2 separate regions of the Mus musculus genome follow, and region 1 is linked to region 2. Evidence: chromatin contacts called from ENCODE Hi-C data. All regions are on one chromosome and are shown on one strand. Each heading gives the region's core, a stretch centred on a gene start or an enhancer-like site at or near the end of the contact. The rest is flanking DNA. Distances are from core to core; before and after follow the strand shown.

Evidence for each region. Hi-C counts contacts between places; a loop is a spot of excess contacts on that map.
Region 1: a loop to region 2 is called in a map of left cerebral cortex, with 7 times the contacts of the local background. The contact joins the promoter of Ipcef1 here to the enhancer-like site in region 2. A Hi-C loop is called at or near these places in 4 of 37 maps with a recorded cell type or tissue (all left cerebral cortex).

Annotation. Positions count from the first base shown.
Region 1 is chr10:6,976,659-6,983,974 of GRCm38, forward strand. Ipcef1 (interaction protein for cytohesin exchange factors 1) reads right to left here and starts at 3,807. Exons shown (of 9, transcript NM_001170800.1): 1 at 3,589-3,807; 2 at 2,856-3,025. The coding sequence starts at 3,014. It also overlaps a transcript of Oprm1 not described here.
Region 2 is chr10:6,933,418-6,940,538 of GRCm38, forward strand. Ipcef1 (interaction protein for cytohesin exchange factors 1) reads right to left here. Exons shown (of 9, transcript NM_001170800.1): 5 at 3,684-3,742; 6 at 1,770-1,858. It also overlaps a transcript of Oprm1 not described here. Among named protein-coding and RNA genes, the nearest start is that of Ipcef1, 43 kb to the right of the region's middle. Within about 2 kb of position 2,285, at least 1 of the 3 ENCODE cell types and tissues checked has a DNase peak (open chromatin) inside an H3K27ac peak, as active enhancers do; it is left cerebral cortex, where a contact is called at or near this core.

The DNA of each region.
Region 1 (7,316 bases), core at 2,557-5,056, 45 kb after region 2:
GATCATATGATATCACTTATCCTGGTCCCCAGAAAAATTTAGTGTGGCATATCATAATCAGGGACCAAAGGGGCCAAGACAGGAAGCAGGTTTTATTCACTCCTTTCATGTATGACTTCAGCAGTTTATACTAGGTCTTAATCTTTTAAAGTATGCCTCTGAGGTCTGAGACTTTCTGTCTATATCCCTGTCTGTCTCTATCTCCCTCTGTCTCTCTGTCCCTGTCTCTCTGTCTATGCCTCTTATTATCTATTTATGTCTATCTCTATCTCTTATCTCTCTCTGTCTATCTCTGTCTCTATCTAATCTTTCTCTGTGTCTTTGTCTCTGTCTATGTCTCTGCCTAACTCTATCCCTATATCTGTCTATCTCTGTTTTTGTCTCTCTCTGTTTTTAATCTCTGTCTGTTTCTTCTCTACCTATCTCTATCTATCTCTGTCTGTCTGTCTGTCTGTCTGTCTGTCTCCATCTCTGTCTCCCTCCAGAGATTGTGCCCTGGACCTCATGCATGCTAGGCAAGCACTCTACCACCGATGTATATCCTCAGACTTTTATATTTCTTTTTCATTTTGAGACAGTGATTTACTAAATTGACAAGACTATCTTTGAACTCACTCTGTAGACCAGGCAGGCCTTTGTACTTGCAATCCTGCTGCCTCAGCCTCCTGAGTAGCTAAGACTATAATCCTGTGCCAACATACCCAGCTAAAGATTGTTTTGAAGAATAGATAAGAGCCTGCATTTAAAATACCTAGAACATCCATCCCTTGGCATATGGGAGATGTTCCCTGGGATAGATCATCATACTATATACAAAGTCACAAAGAATAGAGTCACAAAGTCCTCTAAGAAGAATAAGGAACAGACTGCTAATTAAATCTTAATTGAGGTCTACCCATAACAAATACACAATTGAGATGTCAGGAATGACTGCAGCAAAGAGAGAAAGCAAAACAACATGAGAAGTCCTCCACAGAAAACTCTTTCTTCTGTACACCATTTATAATCCTCTATCTCCCTGGGCAATTAACAGCAAGCTGATTCTCAGGCTAATGCTACTAATTTAATGACACTAAAGTACATGACCAGTATCCCAAAGCTTACTTTCTGCATCTAATGAAAACACACAGGGATGGGGAACCCACAGGCATCTAAGACTCCATCTTCTTCCCCCTCCCTAGTCTAAGCCAACATGGCTGCTCCATACAGAAGAGTGAGATTCCTGATGTCTAAGATTAGGGATGTCTGAAACCTAAAAGTAACCTGCTCTACTCTCCTAAGAGAAACAGAAGCTGAAGAAGCCAAATGAGCCAAGTGGTAATTGTGTGGGTCCAGAGAGGACGTTTTCACATTCTACTAAGACAGGGATGGTGCCATCTGGCGGAAAGATGGGAGAGATATGCTAAATGGCCTGTTTATCTCTGAGCCCTGTTATGTCCCATAGATGCAGCAGTTCCAATACCCAACTATCCCACAGACTCAAGAAATCCCCCAGTGCTATGTATAGGGTAACTGAGATCAGCTTGTCTTAAGGAGCATCTAGGTGACAGTCACTCCATGATAACTACCCAAAATGCCATAGCTTAGAATAATAGGAAATAGAAGCTGGAGAGATGACTCAGTAGATAAAAATGCTTGTGGCCAAGGTAGACCACTTGAGTTAAATCCCAGGGACCTATGCTATAGAAACAATTCCTTATTGTAAGTTGTCCTGTGACTTCCACACATGAGTGATGACACACATATACCCAAACACACACACACACACACACACACACACACACACACATACAATCAATCAATAATAAATAAATAAATAAATAAATAAATAATTCAAAAATTAAAAATAAAATAATAGAAAACATAAAATATTTATGTTAACCTTAATTTCACTTAAGAAGGAAGTTGTATTTGTTTGGAAATCTACCCAGTCCTGGGTTGGCTTCATTTAGCACTGGTCCCTTAAATGGTTTAACAGAGCGTCTCTATGGGTATTTCTTCTACAACAAAGGGACCCCAGTTCTCTCAAGATCTGCAATGGATTCCCATTCACCAGAGTCAGTGACAGATCCACCAGCAAAGCTCTTCCACAACACTAACATTCCTCTCAGAATGTCTCTAGAGGCAAAGGACAATACAATAACTTCATTTCCAGCTCTTTTTCTACAGCCAAACCATGAAGCTCACCCCAGTAGCGTGTGCCCATCAAAGGATAAATTCAGCAACTATCTCAGTGAATGTTGCCCTCTACAATGCTTGGACACCAATGTCACCATGGAACAATGTCACCAGTCCCTCCACAAGGCTGGCATACAGGTTAGCCATCCCAAACCAACCCATCTCAGGAGAAGAGAAGGTAGTGGATAAAGGATGGAGATCACTCCCTGAACTGATGGATTAATATCCTCAATAGAGGGCAAAGCTGAGTCCCTTTTTAATAGACCTTAGCAATGCAACCTCCCCCACCACCACCACACACACACACACACACACACACACACACACACACACACACACACACACACACACAAATGATATCCAGACAGATCCTGAAACTATTAGGATCTCACAAAATAATAAAATCAGGGGAACCCGAGGGCTCTTTCCTTAAGCAAGGATATATTTAGGGCCCCTTTTCTTCCTCTCCAATCAGAATAATGAAGCCAGATGGCTTCTCCCGAACAGCACAGCTCATTAACCTACATGGTTCCTGGGGCAGAAATGAGTCCCCTAACAAATCTGCTAGCTTGCTCTGTTCCAACTCGCAGAGAATCCCTTCCGCATGGGCATCCTCCGGCCAGCACTCTGGAAGCCACGCTTTGGTAAAGGGGCTAGGGCAGGAGGAGGTCACTCACCATTTGATTGCTATACCAATACAGCGATGAGCCCTTCAGCACCACCCAGAACTTTTTCCATTTGTTGCTTAGAAAAGTTCCCTTTTCCTTTTTCTTGTACAGCCAACCCTGGCAGTCAGCGTGGCCCAGATCTTTACAGGATATCCTTCTCCGACTCATGTTGAAAAACCCTGCAAGAGTTGCATGGACAGGTGAGTGTGACCCGGACTCAGGTGACAAAATAAAAGGCAAGGTTTAGCTTTTTGCACGGCGAGGATTAGACGTTTTCATTCATGCAAAGTGAATATTTTTTTAAAAATCATGTATCTGTTCTATTTTTAAACCTCCATTCCGTGCCTAGAAAACCCGGGCAAAGACACTTATATGCAAGTATGGGTCTAAGAACCTGAGTTAAAGAGAGTAAGTTGAAAACGTTAGACTCAGGGGCTGGAAGCCACATTGTGGTAGACACGCCGGTTCTTCCCACAATAACAGAGGCAGTTATGCAATAGGAACGGAAGGGTTAAAGCCCACCTAGGAACACGGTGACTTCCCGGACTCAGTGCCAGCTTCTCAAAAAAAAAAAAAAAAAAAATTAATCTGGCACCCATCTCCTGATATTAAGATTCAGACAGTCAAGAATCTGATCCCCCCACCCCAACCCACCCCAAGGAGGCATCCAGGAGAGAGAGAGAGAAAAAAAATCACACTAACGGACAAGAAAGGAATAAAGGAACAAAAGGAATCGAATTACCTTGAGTTTTCTTCCTGGGCTTCTGACGCAAGGGAACCTGCTGGAAATGCAGGAAGGAAAGAAAAGAGAAAATTTCTGATTGTGTTGTAACATTTGTAAAGAGAGAGGGAGGGAGGGGGTGGCAGTGTTTATGAGCGGGGTGGATTCTAAAAAAGAAAAAAAGCCTCTCCAAGCAGAGCTCAAGGGAAGCTACCAGCTGAGGCACAAAATGTGCTAATTAGAATCGATATACATTGAGCCGAACCTGGGAAAAAGAGTAACAGGCATGTATGCACCGCTTCCTGTTTCCTCCCACAAGCAGCTCTTGCTACTGCTTAGGTTAGCATGGCACAGGCTTTGTTGAAGTTTGAAAACATCATGAAATACATTTCAAGAAACAATTATCTTTTCTTTCTCCCCTTAGTTTCTAAATCATATCAACTATTTTAAGTAAAACTGGAGAATAATTGTTTCCATCTCAAGCTATTAAATGCTCACATCACACTAACTTCGTGGTCTTGCTAATATGCAGGAAAAATTATTTATCTCTTCTTGGACTCTTCAGAGACTCTAAAGCCCCTCGATTGAGAATTTCTTATTTGCAGCCTAATATACATATCTCATTCTATCTTTATCTCTGAATATTTCTCACATGTCTTATAGAAGATAAATATTCAAATATTCAAATCAGACATGAGGATTTATACAAAATACACACATTTCTCACAGCACATTTTCATCAAGTCATATGAAATCAGATTCCAAAAAACACTGGGAATCCCAAAGGAAAAAATATGCTTGCAAATGCCTCTCCTGCTGTGTCTGTCTGTCTGTCTGTGTACATGTATGTATACAAACATTAGACAGAATTTTAGCTTTAGAAAACTTCATTTTTCTTCCACGGCATCTATGCTAAAATCCTTCAGGTTTAAATAGATTTCATTTATGTTAACAAGCAGAGATTTTTTTTTAATTTTTAAGCATTCAATTAAAATGTTCTAAAAGTTGGTAGGTAACTTCATGAAATGTATGGTTCTCTGGCTGCATCTGGCTAGAAGTCCACATATCTAACTACTGATGGATGGCAGCTGTGGCTCTGCCATATGTTTACAAGGGAATAGAACCTATACTGAAAATAGGAATTTTTTTAAAGCAACAGGCCAAGATTTAACAAGGAAAATTCACTCAATATTACCCAAGGAAAAGTCACTCTAAGCCCATAAATATGTATGTATGTATGTAAGTATGTATGCATGTGTGTATATATGTATGTAAGTTTGTATGTGTGTATATGTATGTAAGTACGTATGTGTGTATGTATGTATGCATGTATGTAAGTGTGTATGTATGTATGTAAGTTTGTATGTATGTAAGTATGTATGTATGCATGTATTTAAGTGTGTATGTATTTATGTAAGTTTGTATGTGTGTGTATGTATGTATGTATGTAAGTATGTATGTGTGTATGTATGTATGCATGTATGTAAGTGTGTATTATGTATGTAAGCATGTATGTATGTATGTATGTGTGTATGTATGTATGATTTCTAATCCCATAAGTCTCAAGCATATCTGCCAAGATTTATTTGTGAAAATATTCTGATAACTAAAAATCCTGTTCCTGTAAATAACCACATATCAATGCATCATGGAGTGTACAAAGATAAGCAAACACTTAATAAGCAAAACCCATCATCTTAGAGTAAGGATGACTCCCATTTCCCTCAGCAGGGAGGTTGGAGTTGAGGTTAAATTGTTTTTCTTCATGGATACAAGACCAGGGAAACCCTGAGTTGGCTTTGTTTTGTTTTGTTTTAGAAACATCCTTTCTTCCCTTGGATCATTGATTGATCTCTTTGAGGGCAATTTTTAAACAGATTCAACATGTGTCAGTCATGGCCTGCTAATCAAGTCTAAACACACTGTCCTGTTAAGGAGCTCCATCTATCTTTCCTTCCCCGAATATTTCCCACACTACCAACTTCTTGGTCTACGATTCTCTACTATTCCTTAGTCTCTGGGCTAATTTTTTATTTTTTATTTATTTTTTTTTTATTTTTACACCACTATCCTGAGATCAAGAAACCCAATTAGTACCTACTGGTCACACAATATTGTCCAAATTGAGTGCTGGGGCTGATGACACAGGTAATAAATGAACTTCCTTGTAGGTAAGACTTGGGGACTCTGGGATCCTAAAAGGCAAGCAAAGTAACTAAGAACCAGGGTTGTGGGAAAAAGCAGAGATGGCCAAGTTGATTCCTAGAAGGCTGGAAGCCCAGGTAAACAAGATGAAACTACATTGTTTCAAACAGCAACAGCAGCTTTTAAAAAGAACCCCCAAGTAGGACACAATGCCTGGGGAACAGCTTTGAAGTCTGGAAGGAAAGAACAGAAGAGGTTTTGTATTCTTTGGCTCCTGGTGCATGGAACAGGGACCTGAGTCTCCATTGTGTGATGGCTCCCAGGGACACTGCTGGCTCTTCAGCTCCACCATCAAGCCTAAGGTGGTTTCCAGAGAAATCCAAGTCAAAACTGTGCGTCTTCATGTCTCCTATTATCAGTCCCAGGTCTACAGCTAGATTCTTGCACTGAGTCTGGGTTGAGAGTTGGACATCCACATCAGGTCAACAGTCCCCTGAGCAGTGTTCCATCACTTCCAGCAAGCTCCTTGCCATCCAACCCTGCCCTGACAGCCCTTCCTCACGGCAAAGCTGCTAACTGAAATAACAAACTAGTGAGGGTTTCAGTTTCACTTGATAGATGTGACTATGAAACCCCCAACTGTTCTACAAGAAGTAATGAAAACAACCTTTGAGAGCTTTACAGAGTCTTAAGACACATTTTCCTCCTCACAACAGGAAGTGGAACCCATGAACTAGTCAGTTTCAAGACCTTCATGTGGCTTTCTCACTGGGTAGGTTGAAAACACTGACAGGCGATTGAGCAATTTATGAGACCATTTCAACCTTCACAGATATTTAAAGTTTAATGAGCTATTTCTCCCAACCTATTTTCTTCCTGTTTGAATGACATAGAGAAAACTGACATCTTATTCTAATAAATAAATAAGTTTTCTCTAAAATAGATCTAAAACTTGGGGGTCAATTCTCTAGGAAAATATATGCATAGTTTTTAATTGAAGAAAAGTAGACTTTTCTTTTGGCCTTGGAACAAGTGTCTCATTTGAGGGCTGAGGAGATGGCACAGTCAGTAAAGTGCTTGCTGAAAGGCTTGAGGGCCTCAGGTAGATGCCTAGAAACCATGCTTAAAATCCAGATGTGGTGATATGATTGTAATGCCAGTATTAGGGAGGCAGAAACATGCAGATTGCTGGAACTTGTTAGCTAGCCAGAGCTTCGGGACAATGAGAGACTCAAATAACAAAATGTATGTATGGTTTCTCAGAGTAATACCTGAGGTTGACCTTTGACCTCCCCCCACACACATGCAATTACTCATACATGTTCAATGATCCTAGTCTTTAGCAAGAATTACACAGTAATGTGTTGACATTCTAGTTTCATTTCTGTGAAACACCATGACAAAAAGCAAACTGTAGGGAGACGGGTTTATTTTAACTTATAATTCCAGCTTTAAGCCATTACTATTGAGGAAGTCACAAGTGTGGAAACCTGAAGCCACTGATCACATCACAGCCACATTCAAGAGTAGAAAGAAATAAATGCTTATATGCCCACTCGCTTCCTTGTTCTCATCTCACTCTTACACAATCCAGGACTCCCTGC
Region 2 (7,121 bases), core at 1,035-3,534:
CTTGTATTAAGTTGTAAAACACTAAGACAATATTTATCTGATAATTTTATCATGTGTTACTTTAGAATATACCTATCAAAAGACTTACAACTTCTTAAGGAACAACATTTAAGGGCTTGGTAGGCAGCTCAGTTGTTAGTGTGCTTGTCCTGAGTTCAATGCCCAGCACTACACAGAAACCAACTATGGTGGTGCAAACCTGCAGTTACAGTAATCATAACTGGGAGAGTGGGGTGAATGAAGACAAAAAGTTCAAAATCATTGTTGGCTATACGGAAAATTAAAGGCCAGCTTGGGTCACTTGAGATACTGCCTCAAAAAAGACAGACAAACACACATTTGATTAATGAATTGAAAAGAAAGTAGAGAATCTTCTAAGTTTATTAACCTAACTTTTAAGTCTCATAAGCCTCTCATGTTTAAATATGCAGTGCTGGACTTTAGATCTATGGATGGGCAAGTATCACGGTGTAGTTCCAAACAGGTTTCCTCTGTCAGGAAACAAAAACAATAAGATCAACTTCCTTATGGCCTTGGGAAGCAATGTACAAAACTTGAAATTAAATAAACAGACATACAAACAGACAGACAGACACTGGGTCCAATACAAGTGATGGAGAAATCTGACCTATTAAAACTCATGAACTGTCACTTATTAAAAGAAGCCATGAACATGTTTAAAAAATAATAAGCAAGAGCAACTTGCTTTTAGCTGACAAGCATAGACGACAAATGTATGTTATTTCCAATATAGAGAGTCACAAACTGGAGAATACCATCAATCACCAAGAATGGGGAAAAGGAAGAGGAAGAGGAAGAGGAAGAGGAAGAGGAAGAGGAAGAGGAGGCAAAAACTAAAAACATCTAACAGACACCAAGAGAAAATAGAAATGGCTCTATCCATGGAAAGGGCTTTGGCCTCACTAGCAATCAGTAAAATGCAAATAAAACACTAATGTTTCTCAAGGTTGTTTGAGGATTAAATGAGTGTGTAGTTAAAGCACCTGGTACAGGATAAGCATAAGGCTGTAAATTTGCCCAGTGGGGTAGGTTAGATGTAAAGCATGTGTTAGCATGCACGAGGTCCTGAGTTCAACCAATTAACCCAAAACAGTATTATTATTAATGAGGTTTTTAAAATTATATAGCCAATGACCCCTGTAGAGAATCTACATCTATACATCCAAACACTAAATAACTCTCCAAAGTCTTGGCAGCCATGAAGACCTGAACTTCCAAAGCTTAGCATGCAACTGGGACTGTTCTTTGGTAATCTACCACAATACACCACATGCCATCTTACTGAGCTGACTCCAGCTGATGCCAACGCTTGCTGACTGTTTTGCTTTGCATACTCTATATTTAATATCACTTTAAAGTTTCTCTTGCACTGTTGTATCACAGGCACCTGAGCAAGGCACTTGATATTCCTTTTGAGAATAAGTCAAAATAGGGTATAATTAATACACGCTGCCAAATGAGCCTCTGCAGGCATTAGCCTGCCCCTCGCATCTCCATGCATGCTCTGAGTGTGATTCAGTCCATCTGTGGGTTATTAACAAGATTGTCATCCCCGTGGGTTGCTATGGAGAAGGCTCTAAGTCAGCACCCTGAGTCAGCAGCCTGAGAACTGCACTTGCTCTTTGGGAACCTTAACACTGTCCTTTCTAAAAATTTACTGGTCAAGGTAGGTAGTCTGTGTATAATTGGAAGGAGGGAAATCCACACAAAGGATTAGTGACCAACAGACTACTCACATCAACACGTACCACAGGAGAGGAAGTTGTGGAAGCATACGGAGGGGGTGGTGCCTCCACGGCAACTTCAGGATCTTCCTGCTCGCTCTCACTGTAACATTCTAAAACCAGAAGAAAGATGCTTCAGGTTTCAGGGCTCCCATCATTTAGCCCAAAATGAATAAGCAAAGGTTTGGGGGGGGTGTTTTGTTTTGTTTTGTTTTGTTTTTTAACCTCCATCTGCCTATTTCAATGTCTATCTAATTCAAAAGGCAAGCATCCAAAAAGAAAAGAATAAAAAGAAAAGAAGTAAAAAGCATGAACCCTATGGCACTACCTGTTAAAAAGAAATTTAAGGATTGGGAGAAATGAGTGGTCCCCATGGTGGCTTCTGCTGCCAGAAAACATCCAGCACACAAAGACAGGGGCTATTATAGCTCAGAAAAAACATAAAAAATACCTTTAAAATGTGTGAATCGTTATGATGCAGTCAGCAATGAAGATGGGAATCAGAATGAGCCTTGGGAGCTGAGTCTTACTGATAACTCACTCCTGGCTAGTACCCAAACTGCAAGAGGAGGGACAGGGCTAAGCACGAAAGCTGAACCATAAAAATGGAAATCCCCTAAGGAGATGCTGGAAGGTGAAGCTTTAGAGCGTTAGAGACAATAGCACACAACATCTTTAAAAACCAGAATAGAGTAGGAATGATACTCTGCTATGCTTGCGGATAGGAGCCTAGCATAACTGTCCTTTAAGAGTGCCACCCAGCAGCGAAGGGAAACAGATACAAGACCCACAGCCAAACATTAGACAGAGCTTGGGAGTCTTTTGGAAGAGTTGAGGGAAGGACTGAGGGACCTGCAGGAGATATTGGTTCACAAAAATATCAATTGAGTCAACTAACCTGGACCCTTGAAAGAGGGTGGGGGCTCTCAAACACTGAACCACCAAGCAAAGAACAAGCATGGGTTGGACCTAGCCCCTCCCCCTCCCTGTACATATGTAGCAGATGTGCAGCTTGGTCTTCATGCTAATCCCCCAACAACTGGAGGGGGTGCTATCCCTGAATCTGTTGCCTGCCTGTGGATCCTGTTCCTTTAACTAGACCACCTTGTCTGACCCCAGGGGGGGAGGATGTGCCTAATTTAGCAGTGACTTGACATGCCAGGGTAGGGTGATACCTAGAGGAGAAGGAGAGGGGCAAAGGGAGAGAAGGTACATGAAAGATGCCAATTTCAGAGCATTGTAATGAACTCCCTTTATTGGTTCAAACTTGCCACATTTTCATTTCCACATTCAAGATTTTATAACTAAGCATACAAATTTCTCCATACAGTCCTGGGTGTCCCATAATCCAAGCATTTCCACACCAGAATCTGTCGGTGACCCTGGCACGTGCAGCCTCTATTCCCCATATTAATGGCTAAATAACATTATGAAGATGTATGTGCCTGTGGCTTGTATAGGCCCAAAAGGTTACAGAGTGGGGTGCAGGGGACAGTATGTCTCTCAGACTGATCTTCAGATTCCGAGAACAATTTCAAGGTAACTAATGTCAACACCCAGCTGGTGGGAAGGTTAAACTCTCCTAGGAAATGGTGGGATGAAAAGACTAGACCATGACACACACAGGCCCATGAGTAAGAACCCCGTAAGGAGGGCACTACGAATTTGCATTGGCAATTGTCAGAGTAACAGTGAAGCCTGCAGCTGCTCAAGAGTGGGTGAAGTGTGAAGTCACTTCTAGCTGGCATGGGAAACCAGGCTCCAAGCTGAGGCTGTGTGAAGATGGTTTTCTGTCCCTTTGAGATCATTTCAAATGCCAAACTATGCTTCCCCGGAATGTGCCTATACATAGAACCTCCAGTTGTCTCTTTCTTCACCCTGATTCTTCCTAGCCTAATATTCTTGCTAAAATTTCAGCAATAGAAAAATAAAATTTACCTTCATCCTTTGTGATGGATTCCTGGTGGGTCACAGCAAATCCAAGTTTGTTTAACCACCTAAGATTCAAAGGAAAAGTAAATGTTTGAATAATCAGCTGGGCCTCTGAGCCACTCCCCTTGGACCCTGACCCTGCTTCCTGTATCTGACTTTGCTTAAAGTTCAGGCCTAATTCTACACTGGTATTTCCTAAAGTATCATGAGTTTGAGACACAGAAACCTAAGATTTCTGGTTTCACAACACTTGGCTTTCCTAGGATCTACATTATAAGAGAAGTGGGGTGCAACTTTACCTAGTGGCTAAGAAAGGAAGCTAAGTTAGATATTCTAATTATATGAACAAATATGTTTTCTTTAGTAATTATGTACTTTAAGGCTTTGGTCATCATCAAGCTACTGGTCATCAAAATCAGCCACTTGGCTTTCAGAGCTCTATCTCTATAAGTTTTTTAATTTGTCATTATACATGTGCATTATACGCGTGGAAGCCAGGTGACAGCTTTCGGAACTTAGGTCTCTGTTCCTGTAAGTGGCTTCTTAGTATTAAGCTCAGGGCATCTGGTTTGCATGGGAAGCTATTCTACCCACAGAGTAGTGCTGGTCATCTATCATTTAACTAATGTCAACTGATTTCAGAAAAGAATATCCATAACATTCATTCTTAAGTCAGAAAAACTTTTGCATCACTCAGACAATCTGATTAGAACACATTAGAACTAGGTGTTGACATTAGAAGGGACTGTGTTCCCTAAACTCTTTGTGGAAGGTAGAAATTGGCAATGTATTGATAATTTGTTTCCTCTTGATTAGACATCAGTTGTGTGATAAGTCTAGACAAACCTTAACAAACTCAAACTCTGTTTCTAATTCTAGGCCACTGCCATGCCTCCTCAAGATTTCAGTTAGGAACATAATATCATATATTATATATTATTGCATATGTTATATATTATATATTACTATATATATTAAATTTGTGTATTAGACCAAATGAGAATCTCCACAAGAATGATAGTGAGTTCAGTCTCCTTAAAGATATTCACTCTAGTTCCATAATAGACTCAAGTTCTCTAACACCCACATAAGACTGGACCAACACTAAGGAGCAGGCCATGCTGTAGAAAGGCAGGAATGTTTATCTAGGTCCTAAATAACGATAGATATGACAAAAAAAAAAAAAAAAAAAAACAGGGTCAGGGCACACAAGAGCTAATGAACATGTGGGGGAAATCCTATATGTGTCTAAGGAAAGAATGGAAAATATAAATCTGAATCAATTGCTAAGCTAAACATGAAAATGGAGATAGTTTTGAGCAGGCAACTTGATGAAATCATTCAAATTTTAAATATGTACCTTTTTGCCTAGTAATTGTAATAGTGGATACCTAGTTTGAAAGGAAAAAAGCACACCTTCATGTAGAAAAATGTAAGACTTATAACAGTAGAAAGAAAAAAGTCCTGTGTTAATTGTTAATTTTTGAGGTTTGGTCTTTTGCTATTTCTATTGTAATGTGAAATACTGCTCCCCAAGATCCGGTTATCTCAGAAAATAATGTATCGTCAGCAAAAGAAGGCACCCAGAGCTGACCACCATCCTCCACACTTACATACACAAACATGCATGGACATCTGTATGCATATGTGCATACACATGAGCATAACATGTGTGCTACACAAAAATTTAATGTATATTTTCTAAATCCAATAAAATACAATATATTTCATGGCTCACTTTAAGAAGGCCAACAGTTTTCAGTTTATACTCCCCAAAAGTTGTCTTAGCCAAAGAGTTGAATAACTGAAATCTGAAATCACTATCCATCTCCCACCCAACTTGTTCCATGCCCATCAAGTCATTCCTAGATCTAGTATTGACTAGTTTAAACAGAATTCATCAAGAAAAAAGAAAGAGTTTCAGGTGTCATTAAAAATAAATTTCTAGATCTTCCTTCTGAGCCCAGCAGAGGCCACTAAGGGCTCCAGAGTGCACTCCATGCCGCAGGAACCTTGGGATCACCTTGGGATCACGGGTGAGTGGAACGCAACATCAGCTCCAAAGAATCTCTGAGAGTCTTGTGATAGCAGGAACAGGGACAGGGGAGCCCCACCCACGGGACCAGAGGCTGGGATCTGTTCTGGTTGGGGCCACCCCCTCCATCTTCCTTCTGAGCCCAGCGGAGGCCACTAAGGGCTCCAAAGTGCTCTCCACACAGCAGGACCTTGGGATCACCTTGGGATCACAGGTGAGTGGAGCGCAACATCAACTCCAAAGAGTTGCAGAGGGTCTTGTGACAGCAGGAACAGGGACAGAAGAACCCTGCCTGACCAGAGGCTGGGAACCATTCAAGTCGGGGCCAGCCTTGCCATCTTCTGCATGAATCGGGCCAAGGGTGTCTAGGGCACCAGAGGACTCTACACACCAGGACCCCTAGCACACCCAGGACCTCCTGATCACCTGAGAGCACATGGGCGATAAAAGCAACAGAGCTTCCTGGTCAGGGTCCCTTCGGGCCTTCATCCTCAGCCAGGAAGCAGAGTTGAGACCCACACCCCTAGGCACATTCCTTGCCAGAGGAGAGTCAGCCTACAGGGAGAGTTCAGACCCTAGAACTCAGGAGTTGGATCAGAGCCCCAGACTGCTGGAGATTAAAGAGGAGAGCTTGCCTTCAGAGAGTGCTCTGACCACTGGAACACAGAAGAGAGTTGGACTCCCAGGAGTGCTGACAGAGGCTAAAAGAATCACAGGAGGATCAAGCTCCAGCCAGAGACAACTTGAACATTAACACCAGAGATTTCCAGATGGCGAGAGGCAAACATAAGAATCTTACTAAGAGAAACCACAAACACTGGGCATCATCAGAACCCAGTACGCCCAAAACAATGAGTCCTGGATATTCCAACACAGCCAAAAAGCAAGATGCAGATTTAAAATCATATCTCATGATGGTGGTAGAAGATTTTAAGAAGGGTATTAATAACTCACTTAAAGAAATAAAGGAGAACACTGCTAAACAGGAAGAAGCCCTTAAAGAGGAAGCACAAAAATTCCTCAAGGAATTACAGGAGAACAGTGCTAAATAGGTAGAAGTCCTTAAATATCTACAGGCAAACACTGCTAAACAGGTAGAAGAAACACAAAAATCCCTTAAAGAATTACAGGTAAACATAACCAAACAGGAAATGGAATTGAACAAAACCATCCAAGATCTAAAAATGGAAGAAGAAACAATGAAGAAAAGCCTAAGGGAGACAACTCTGGATATAGAAACCCTAGGAAAGAAATCAGGAACCATAGATGTGAGCATCAGCAACAGAATAAAAGAGATGGAAGAGAGAATCTCAGGTGCAGAAAATTCCATAGGGAACATGGACACAACAATCAAAGAAAATGTGAAATTCAAAAAGATCCTAACTCAAAACATCCAGGAAATCCAGGAC